3 separate regions of the Mus musculus genome follow, and regions 2 and 3 are each linked to region 1. A link is a contact called in ENCODE Hi-C or POLR2A ChIA-PET data. All regions are on one chromosome and are shown on one strand. Each heading gives the region's core, a stretch centred on a gene start or an enhancer-like site at or near the end of the contact. The rest is flanking DNA. Distances are from core to core; before and after follow the strand shown. Region 1 holds the start of Rpl10 (ribosomal protein L10). Region 2 holds the start of Fam50a (family with sequence similarity 50, member A). Region 3 holds the start of Plxna3 (plexin A3).

What was found. Hi-C counts contacts between places; a loop is a spot of excess contacts on that map. ChIA-PET counts read pairs that join two places held with the same protein, here RNA polymerase II (POLR2A).
Region 2: a map of gastrocnemius shows a loop between it and region 1 (2.3-fold over the local background). The contact joins the promoter of Fam50a here to the promoter of Rpl10 in region 1. A Hi-C loop is called at or near these places in 4 of 37 maps with a recorded cell type or tissue (gastrocnemius, heart and left cerebral cortex). POLR2A ChIA-PET finds 5 or more read pairs at or near these places in 4 of 5 experiments (Patski and embryonic stem cell).
Region 3: POLR2A ChIA-PET joins it to region 1 with 18 read pairs in embryonic stem cell. The contact joins the promoter of Plxna3 here to the promoter of Rpl10 in region 1. POLR2A ChIA-PET finds 5 or more read pairs at or near these places in 4 of 5 experiments (Patski and embryonic stem cell).

The regions. Positions count from the first base shown.
Region 1 is chrX:74,269,173-74,272,872 of GRCm38, reverse strand. It overlaps Rpl10 (ribosomal protein L10), which reads right to left and starts at 2,057. Exons shown (of 7, transcript NM_052835.3): 1 at 1,999-2,057; 2 at 1,849-1,894; 3 at 1,155-1,213; 4 at 966-1,073; 5 at 556-694; 6 at 39-201. The coding sequence starts at 1,871. It overlaps Snora70 (small nucleolar RNA, H/ACA box 70), which reads right to left and starts at 381; the gene lies at 253-381.
Region 2 is chrX:74,310,464-74,314,397 of GRCm38, reverse strand. It overlaps Fam50a (family with sequence similarity 50, member A), which reads right to left and starts at 1,365. Exons shown (of 13, transcript NM_138607.3): 1 at 1,073-1,365. The coding sequence starts at 1,183. Gdi1 (guanosine diphosphate (GDP) dissociation inhibitor 1) reads right to left here. Exons shown (of 11, transcript NM_010273.4): 9 at 3,864-3,934; 10 at 3,706-3,760; 11 at 2,531-3,611. The coding sequence ends at 3,459.
Region 3 is chrX:74,326,944-74,330,405 of GRCm38, reverse strand. Plxna3 (plexin A3) reads right to left here and starts at 1,340. Exons shown (of 33, transcript NM_008883.2): 1 at 1,191-1,340. It overlaps Gm39520 (a long non-coding RNA gene), which reads left to right and starts at 2,116. Exons shown (of 4, transcript XR_878127.3): 1 at 2,116-2,236; 2 at 2,611-2,676.

The DNA of each region.
Region 1 (3,700 bases), core at 808-3,307:
GAGCAAGAAAACAGAAGAACTTAAATACCACTACCTACCTTCTGGCGGCCAGGGAACTTGAACTTGGCTCTTCGCAGAGCCTCAATCACATGTTCCTTGTTCTGCAACTTGGTTCGGATGGACATGATGACCTGGCCAATGTGAACCCTGGCCACTGTGCCCTGGGGCTTCCCAAAGGCACCACGCATCCCTGTCTGGAGCCTAGATCAGGGACAACATTGTGATCAGAGGCCTGATTACCAACTGCCAGAAAATTGTCTCCAAGGTCCCTTGAGGCAGCCCATATAGATAATAGGCTACATACACTACCAAGGAGGCTGCTGTTTGCAACCATTGCACACCAAAGTCCCCATGGGAAAAGGGGACTTGGTCGGCTTAATTAGCTGCACAAAAAATCAAAGAAATCCCTAAAAATACTGCTGGACAGTGGTGGTTTTTAATCACTTGGGAGGCAGAGGCAGGCAGATCTCAGATATGCCTGGTGTACATTAAGTTCCCGGACAGCCAGGGATACAGAGAAACCCTGTCTCAAAACCAAATAAAACACCAGCTTACCTGTCAGCCCCAGCACAGGACAACATCTTGTTGATACGGATGACATGGAAAGGGTGGAGCCTCACTCGGATATGAAAGCCATCCTTGCCACAACTCTTTACCATGTATTTGTTGGCACAAATACGGGCAGCCTCCAGTGCTGAATGGGGAAATAACAGCAGTGAAACAGGGTGTCAGGACATTGAATAAATTATAATATATAATCCACAAGTACACAAGAAATGCCAATTAACACACCGGGCATGGTGGTCCATGCCTTTAATCCCAGCACTTGGGAGGTGGATTTCTGAGTTTGAGGCCAGCCTGGTCTACAAAGTGAGTTCCAGGACAGCCAAGGCTACAGAGAAACCGTCTCGAAAAACCAAAAAAAAAAAAAAAAAGAGCCAATTAACAAATGGGAGCTGTCTCACCTTCAGAAGAGAGTTGCTCATATTCATCTGACACCATATGGCCACAAAGTGGGAATTCATCAACTTTTGCTTTCTTCCGTCCCAAATCAAAGATTCGGATCTTAGCATCTGAAAAACACGTGGTTTAAAGTTCTCGAGAAGTGGGGAATAGACAAACACCGATCCAGTTCGAAGTTTGTCACTACTTACCAGGGACACCACGGCAGAAACGAGACTTTGGGTATGGCTTGTTCTTACAATACCGGTAACTATAGAAGGAAGGAAACTCAGGTGTGATTAATGGTGACAACAGGACTAAACCAGCTCTGAATCCAGTTTCCATTCAGGGTAACTGATTCTAAGGCAACTTGTTGTTAAACAATTACACAAATTATAAAACAGAAAAAGAATCATGCACTAGCATCACCCTCTAACCAGAGTTGGGTGAGATATCACAATTTTCCTAGCATGTGACAGAAGACCCGCCTTAGCCACGTTAAGAGAATATGGCGTCCTCTTCAGGACACGCGTTTAGGCGGCGCCTACGGACTGGTCAGCCCTTGGTGTCCTGTTAAAAACCACAAAGCTCAAGGCCGGAAATAAAAGACGGACGCAAAAGTGACCAAGAAGGCCTGGTAGGCGTTGTAAAAAGGCTCATTTGCGACGCAGAGGATTGGATGCACACGGACATGCTAGTTCTACCCAAGCGCTTTAGTATTGGGTAACGCCACCCACAGCCTCAAAATAAAGGTCCCAGTAAAGTATTAAAGAAAACCCGAAGTCAGTCTTTACTTCAGGGTCTCTAAGTGGCAGAGAGTCCACCCATAAAAAAAAAGTCTTTCGAAAGAAATGCATTTTTCCCTCAGTTTTCACAGTAGGAAGATTGCATGGGTTCAGCACTCACCACCGGGCGGGGCGGCGGCCCATGATGACAATAGGATCGTCGGTGGCTGTAATGAAACAGTCAAAGAATACAGACACAGAATAAGTGTAAAAAAAATCCCAAAGAAAAATTACGAGACCATCGTAAAAAACCGTGACCGAACTCACTCACCGCGCCAGAGGAAAAGAGACGCTCCCACGCCTGCTCACGCCTTATATAGGCGGCCTATCTTCCACTGTAACAACCATAGAGTTACAGCCAGGGGGTGGTGTCGACGCTCTATCAGACGCTAAGATCATAGATGCAGCGCTGCTCTGCGCATGTGTACCAGGCGGGACCGAACGAAGCACAGAGCTTATTGGTGACTGGATACCGGAATAGGGAACTGCATGCTGGCGAATGGGATTTCGACACATAGGCAAGAGAAACCAGCTTCCGCCTGGCCATATTGGGCGGAGAGCCATTGACAGGTTTTGCTATTACGTATGATTGCCAATATTCTAAGACTTGAAAAGGGGAGTCTTTCTCAGTGGAACTGGACCGTCACGGAGGTGTTCCTTTGCTTACAGGGCTCTAGAGTGCTGGTTCAGGCCTTCCTCAAGGCTACAGGAAATGGCGCGAACGTTCCATGGTAGGGACTCCGAAGTTCCTTTGTCACCCGGGAGGTTGGAGACCCACCCACAAAGCTGACGTCTAAGAGCCAACAAAGAGCACCATGATAGGTGCTTGATTGCTTTCAGGAGACCAATTAAAATCTCCCTTAGAGGAAAAAAATCTCCGTTAGGCGCTCACTGTCCTCCTCGCTAGTTGGGCCCGCCCCACTCTAATTCTCAGGAAAAGACGTGTTCTTAGGGAGACTGGAGACTGGGCAAAGACGATGGCGATATCATTACTTCCTACTAGCCCCAGGAGGGTCGCGGTGCTGTGGGCCACGCCCTAGTAGGAGAGTCGGAGTTCCTTTGCCCCAGATTCCGAGAGAAAAACTAGGTGTAGCACACCTCTTCTTTTCACTATGAAGAATTCAAAATGTACATCTGGGTGTGTCTAGAAGGATTGGCAGCTAACCACTAACTACTCTCCCATATAAGGTTACAATCTAGGGAGGCACCAGAACGGGAACACTGTTCTGATCTAGGAGCACGTGTCTGAGCATCATCAGTCACTCAGACTCTATGAATTTGTGCCTCTTGTGTCACTTAGGGAGACATGATAGGAACAAAAGTATAGGGACCAAGGGCCTTCCCTCCCAACATCCCATGGTGCCGCTCCCTGGTTACATGTGCCCAGCTTGTTCCAGCACATTTAAGATTCCCAGCCACAAACCAGAGCTACTAGATTGCTTCTGCCAAATAGCTTCCCTGTGACACTTATCCAGTTCCTGGAGGCTTCACAAATTGATATCTATCCTCTGAAAACAGTTCTGTCCTGCCAGTCCTCTCCACCTGATTGGTATTTGTGCAGTTGTGGAGGTGGCTGTTTCTTTAGCTGGAGAGAGATAAATGAGAATAGTCTATATATTTTGACCACCTTTTCTTATCTTTCTTTTTGGTTTTTCAAGACAGGGTTTCTCCATTTTGCAAATGTACCACATTTTTCTTCATTTTGTTTGTTTGTTTGTTGAGAAAGGGTTTCTCTGTGTAGTCTTGACTGTCCTGGAACTCTGTAGACCAGGCTGGCCTGGAACTCAGAAATCCGACTGCCTCTGCCTCCCAAGTGCTGGGATTAAAGGTGTGTGCCACCACGCCCGGCTTTGACCACCTTTTCAATTAAACATTTATTTCTTCAGACAGGATCTGAGTGTGTCAGCCCCGGTGACCTGAAACTCACTTATGTAGATCAGGATGGCCTTCAGCAAACAGAGATCCACATACCT
Region 2 (3,934 bases), core at 116-2,615, 42 kb before region 1:
GTAGCCACCACCACTCACCTTCAGCCTTTAAGCTGAAGCTCCTGAGACCCAAGCCACGGGATTTCAGGAAGAGATAAATGGAAAAAAAAAAGAGGGATCAAAATGTCCAGACCCTGGAATTCTCCTTTTTGGCCCAGGATGCTGTCAGCAGCTCTCTGGAAGGCCACTGTTCTTCAGCCTGACCCCATATTAATAAGTGCCCTGTAGGTACTCTGAAGGGACCTCCAAATGAGTAGCCAGTAGAGGCAAACTTCCAGCTGCCAATGAGGCAATGAGGCCGGAACTGTAGGACTAGGTGTCTATACAAGCATAGTTGAGGGTGGACAATACTTCCATCTGGCCGGGCATGGTGGCACATGCCTTTAATCCCAGCACTTGGGAGGCAGAGGCAGGTGGATTTCTGAGTTGGAGGCCAGCCTGGTCTACAGAGTGAGTTCCAGGACAGCCAGGGCTACACAGAGAAACCCTGTCTCAAAAAACCAAAACAACAACAACAACAAAAAACAAAACAAAACAAAAAAACTTCCAACTGAAGACTGGTTTGGGCGTTTGTCTTCTCACTTCCCCAGATAGGGCCTGCTCTCACCTGGAGAGCTAAGGCCCCCTGCTCCTCTCAGGAGTCTTGCCCAAAGGATCAAGCTGTGGTCAGCTTGGTATCGCGCTTCTGAATGCAGCGACCACTCACTAAACAAACCCTGGGAGAAACTCTAGTACTCTGTAATGAGTGAGACTCAGTGGCATACCCCTGTGCCTCTCCACAGGAAGTGGGGTCTTCCCAATAAGCATTGGAAGGCTGGGAGCTCTGTACTCAGGAGGAGTGCCAAGGAGTCTCACCCAACATCAGTGTGCTCCCCATCTCTGACATGGACCAACACTGAGCCCATTTTATAGATTAGACTGTCTCGGCTGACTTCTGTTACTAGAGATGCACAGCAAGTCTCGCCACCAACGCGGGGCCCGCCCTCCGGGCACTCATAGCCCACTGTTGAGGTCTCCCAGAGACGAGTGGCAGGAGACCGCCAGGGGGTCCGCGCGGAGCGCAAGCTCTGAGGTGCCCCGGCCTGGCCCACACCTCTGCAATCCTCTGCTTCATCTGCTCCATTTGCTCACGCTGCTTCTCCCTCTTCTTCATTAGGTGCATGGCGCGTCCCGCCTCGCTTGCAGCGCCCTTGTACTGGGCCATGGTGGCAGCAGCGGTTTCAGCGAAGGCAGTGGCGGTTTCAGCGGAGGCAGCGGCAGCGGCAGCGGCAGCGGCAGCGGCAGCGGCGGCGTTGGCAGCGACGACAGCGGCAACAGTGACTTTTGCTTGGAGAAGTCGTGGAGGCGACGGCGACGGCAGTGGCGGCGGCAATTTAGTCAGCTGATGCGTGACGTCAGCCACCAGGGAACGTGCGGACGCAGGCCCTGCCCTACGCCCGCGGCTCTGACACGTGATCGCACCTCGCCCCGCCTCACAGGAGGCCGGACGAGTTCATCCCATACCCAATGCGAAATCACCAGTTCTTTCTGCTGGTTCCTTGTGACATGGAGCTGGGTCCTCTAGCTTCCTGTACACCCTCAAAGTTAAATGCTATCTTAAGCTGGCCCTCCATTCCTCCTAACTTCTTTCTGTTAGTCCCAAGGCTGAGCGCGCTGCTCCCAACTTGGATGATGGAACTGAGAGCCATGTCTCAGTCAGGTGTACCCCTTCCCACGGAGGCTGTTTTTCCTCCTGCTTGGTCACACACTGACACATTTGGTTGCTTGGATTTTTTTGTTGTTGTTTTTTCCGAGACAGGGTTTCTCTGTGTAGCTGACTGTCCTGGAACTCACTCTGTAGACCAGGCTGGCCTCAAACTCAGAAATTGGCCTGTTCTCTGCCTCCCAAGTGCTGGCATTAAAGGTGTGTGCCACCCCTGCCCAGCTGAATTTTTTTAGCTATCATCCAAGGCTAGGTCCAGGTCCCTTTGCTCCCCCAGGACTGAGACTCCTGATACCTCTCCTTTAAAAATTTGTGTGAGGCAGAGGAGATGGCTCAGGCAATGGTGAGTACCCAGAATCGATCCCCAGCATTCAAATAGCTCACAACTGACTGTAACTCCAATTCCTGGAGATACTGGCTTCTGCAGGCAGCAGATATGCAAGTTGTGCACACCCACCTAGGCAAAATAGCCATACACATAAAAATTTAAATGTGTTTGTTTACATGTTGTGCACAAGCCACTGAACATGTGCAGAGGTCATATTGTGGAATCAGTTTTCTCCTTCCACCTTTACATGGGCTCCAAAGATCAAACTCAGGGTCACATAGAAAATATCTTTATGCATTGAACCATCTCACCTGTGCTATTCTGCTTCGGAGAGGTCAGTATAGCCTTGAACCCAAAACCTCCACACTGACTTCTGATTTGGAAACCACTAGTAAATGATGACCCGTCCAACACCAGATGACCTACTTCACCTGCCTTGATCCTTGCGGATACAGTTCTAGTCCAGAAGCTAAATTGCCCCAGTCCTGCAAAACAGCCTTAAAGCAGAGAACCTAAAGAGCCAGGCTTAAGTTTCAATAGTTTTATTGGGAGGTTTTTGTTTTCTGTGAAATATACTAGAGCTTGGGGAAGGGGACACATTCACTTTGCAAGGTAAGGGTTTCCCACCACTAAAGGAAAAGGCATGGGGCAGGGTACACTGGGGTTTGGATCCACTTTCCTACCTCCTTCTGCTTTGCTCACATTACTTTTTCTCAGTGAACACAACACAAAAGAAATTCAAAACAGATCAACCTCCAGAGGGGGTCACACCTAAATCTTCTCCCATCCCAGGCTTTGCCAGCACTGGGAGAGGCCAGGGCAGCTCACTCTACAGCCCTAGGCTGCACAGAAAGGCTGAGGGCTCAGACAATTACTCCAAAGTTAATAAATTAGAATAAATTATAAGGAGGAGGAGGAGGAGGAGGAATGCAATTTTGTGCTGGGAGGGTCCCTTCTCTCCAACACCTAAGAGTTGGGGGAGGAGATGGGTATCTCCAAAGGCCACTACATTTGGGACTAAGAGCAGTGGGGGTGGGGGTCAGCTTTTCCTCCACTCCTTCCCAAACAGCAAAATTGGGGGTGCACGATGCACACACACATGCACACACATGTACACACGCACACACACGTACGTACACACACGTACACACACGCACGCGCGCGCGCACACACACACACACACACACACACACACACACAAAGTTCTCTTTCCCTAGAACAAGGACAGACCAAGAAAGAGGATACTATCCAACTCCCATCTCCCAAACCATCCCTAAGGTTAAGGATATGGTCAGTGAATAAAATCAATAAGGTGGGTGATTGGAATGTGGTAGGGGAAGCAGAAGATGCTGGAAACAAGGATGCCTAGCCATACCATCTCCCCTGCCCTAGAGAAGGACATACAAGTTGGGGAGAGGGGAACAGGGGCTGGAGGAGGGGAGTCAGCAATCACTGATCAGCTTCTCCAAAGACATCATTCTGTTTGCGCTTCATGTTCTCAAAATCAAAGGCAGAACCAGCCATGCGTTTGTAGATATCTTTGATGTCATTGCAGGTTGTCTCAAAGTGTGTGGTAGCATCATAGGAGCAGGAACAGAACACCTGTAAATAGACAGAACCCCAGGGCTCACGGAAGTCAGGCAGAGGATCTTGGATAGACTGCAAGAACCAAGGCTGACTGGGACAGCATTTTTACCTGACTCTCTGAACCATCATCAATGGGCTCATATAAATCACTGATAGCCACAAACCTAAGGGGCAAATAAAAGAAAAGAAAGAAGAGAAAAGTCTCATAATGGGCCTTGCCCATTCCTAATCCCCAACCTCCCCATAAAGTTTGGTTCAGCCTCTCACTTCTGGTCAATGGGTTCCAACAGCTCCAATGCAGGCTCAACTTCCTTTTCTGGTTCTGCAGTCTCTACAGT
Region 3 (3,462 bases), core at 91-2,590, 58 kb before region 1:
TGTCTGGCCTTTCCACTGCAACACAAAGCCAAGACTCTCGCTGAGACAGACATCAGTCAAGCTTTGCTCAGACACAGGCAGACAAATGCTCTGCCAGGCCTGTGTGGCTCTCCCTGAAGAGCCAAAGGTTAGTCAGAGAGGGATATTGGCAGAAGGGTATAACCCACTTTTGAGAGTCCCAGAAGTATTATATGTAGAAACCAGCATCCTCAAATACAGTTGAAGCCTTAAGGCTATGGAGTACTACCCCTTCCCCTAAACAAATAGGGCCAATGCTGGCATTCACCCCCCGGGCCACACCCAGCCAGCCCCAGGCTGCAAAGACAGCAGAGCAGTGTCTCTGTAACTAATGGGGCAGAGCTCAGTGCTACCCTCTCAGTGCCCAATTCCCAAGAGACACAGGAGGGACTCAGAATGGGGTGGGGGGTGGGGGCCACAGCAAAGAGAAAGAAAAGCCAGCATTTGCTAGAACATGGAGCAATTCCAGCTTGAAAGTGCCAAGTTTCAGCTCAGAGTGATCAGCGCTCTGGGGCTCTTTTGTCGGGTCTGCATCCCAGACCCCTCATGCAACAACCAGAGAAGAAAGGAAAGCAAAAGAGAAAAGCGACTGCACCCTACCTTCACCTCTTCTACACTCTACAGAAAAGCCAAATTTTAGGAACTGGCCGGGACAGGTTGGAAAGGAGACCTGGAAAGTGGTAATTGGCAGCCCAAGACCCCACCCCAGCCCCCACCTCTAAGTGGCAACCTCAAGCATCACAGTCGCACCCAGCCCCTCTGCTACAGTCCTGCCAGCAAAGAGCGCGATGATGAGGAAAGCTCCATATAAATATGCAGGTCCACAGCCCGCTCTTCCACAATGCTCCCCTCTATGCCATGAACCCAACCAGTCCTGCCCCCAATGGGGGCACCCTGAGCAGACCCGCAGATACCTTAGTCAATACAGAGGCTACAGCAATGCTCAGAGATGCTGCTCCTCCTCTACAAAAGGGTTCTATCAACCAATAGGACTATGATCGAGTTGGCTGTCTCTTCCCGCTCAGGGTACGGAGTGCTTGGCAAGCCTGGTCTGGAGAGGTAGGGAGGGACAGGGCCTGACCCCAGAAACCATCTGGACCCCCAGGCTGTCTGAAACCTCTGCCATCCAGCAGACTATTGGCGCACAGGCTTTAAGGATGGCGACCACCTACCTGTCCCTCCACCGCGACTGACTCGGGGTGGCCACCCGTGGCCACGTGGACGTGCCCCCCCGCCCCGTGCCCAACAGCCGCCCCCCTCGCTTGGCCCCGCAGCCTCGCCTCGCACGCTGCAAAATCTGCAACCGCCGCCGCCCACACACTGGGCTGGCCTGCGGCCGCCTGGGCCTTTTAAACCCGGACCGTACCACCACACCGGGAGGGGGCTCCCAGAGAGGGCGGGCCGGGGCCCTAAGAAGCAGAGCGCATGGCGGTTGGGGGAGGCCGCTAGGCCCTGGGGCCCAGGACTCTAGTGCAAGAAGCAAGCCTCTCATGGGTCTCTGGGGATCCCTTCCTGAGAACAGCCCCCTTTGCTCAATGGCTGAGTCCTAGGCGCGGGCCTCTCCACACCCCCAGCTCCCCGCCTGCTGCCTTCAGCAACCCTGGAATCTGTGCGCGGCCGCGCCACACCCCCTTGGGCCTGGAGTGCGCGCCTCCAGGAGCCCGTGGCCACCTGCTACTGTTGCAAGATATTGCTTTGGCCGGTCCAACAAAACCGCACAAACAAAGATTGCCCCCTAACTCAGGGCTCTTTCTCCAATGATCCATAAACTGGTGGGCTAATACCCGCCACGAAGCTTGGAGTACTGCAACTTATAGCCATTTTCACCTAGTTCTTTCCTCAGCAAGTCACCATGACTCTGAATCTGCTGAATCTGGGATTTAATTCCATTGCTTTCTCTTTTTTTTCTTGAATTTATTTTCCCTTTAGTACAGAGTGGTCTCGAACTGACTACCCTTCTGCTTCATCCTCCCAATACTGGGATCATTATGGGTCTATGCCATCACAGCTGCATTTTTTCCATGTTGTGTTGAGATAGTGCCTCCTACTGTACCCCAGGCTGGCCTTGAACTTACAGTGATCCTCCAGCTTCACCTTCCCATGTTCTGGAATACAAGTATTTTCCACTGCTACAGTTATTCTTTGTGTGTGCATGCGCACGCACCCAAGAAGACCATCTGAGAGCATTAGACACCATAGAGCTGCAGTACAGTAGCAGGTGCTCTTAACCATTGAGCCATCTTTCTAGCCTCTTTTTTTTTCCGTTGTAAACCGCTTTATTGAGATATAATTCAGTTTTCATATAAGTCCTGTATTTAATGTATACAGACAATTCAGTGGCGTTTTAATATAATCCTAAAGATGTGCAACCATTTCTGCCATCTAATTCTTGAACATTTTCATCACTTCTAAAAGAAACTCTGTAGGAGTTAGCTATCAGTCTCAATTCCCCTCATATATATATATACCCAAGCTCTGGGAAACGCTCTGTCCTTACTGACTGTGGGGTTGCCTCTTAAGGATATCTCAAATAAATGGAACTATACAATATAAATATATTTTTATGTCGACTCATTCTTTTAATATTTTCAGGTTTTGTCAGAGTTGTACCATGGATCAAGACTTCCTTTTGGGGCCAAATAATATCCTGTTGCATGGGTAAGCCACATTTTATTTATTCTTTCATCAACTGACACATTTTTTTGTTTTCCTCTTTGGGCTGTTTGCTTACTTCTTTGTATGTGCTTGGGCCAGGGAGTGGCACTATTAGGAGGTGTAGCCTGGTTGGAATAGGTGTGTCACTGTGGGTGTGGGCTTTAATACCTAGCTGCCTGGAAGTCAGTTTCTGCTAGCTGCCTTTGGAACCAGATGTGGAACTCTCAGCTCCTTCAGCCCCATGCCTGCCTGAATGCTGCTGTGCTTCCTGTCTGGATGACAATAGACTAAACCTCTGAACCTGTGAGCCAACCCCAATTAAATGTTGTCCTTATAAGAGTAGCCTTGATCATGGTGTCTGTTCATAGCAGTAAAACCCTAAGACATTACTAGAAACACTTCTATGTATTGTTTGTTTAGAAATGATCATATAACTTTTTCTACCTTTACCACCATTCCAAAAATTGGGATTGCACTTCTTTTGTATTCATATGTGTCAGTACATGAGTGTGGAAAGCATCTGTACTTTGCACATGTATGGAGGCCAGAGCAGAACATTTGTTGTCTTCTTCTTTCCCTCTGTGACTTATTGTCACTTGTTGCTGCTCCCCCAAAGTTGTGTTTGTGGATGCATGTATACCTATGCTTGACTTTCTACATGTGTGCTGAGAATTCAAACTCATTTTCACATGCTTACAGAGCAAAGGTTCTTACCTGCTAAACCATCTCCCCAAACCCTCTTTTAGGATTTTTGAGACACTTTCTGTGTAGCTCTGTAACTCACTGAAA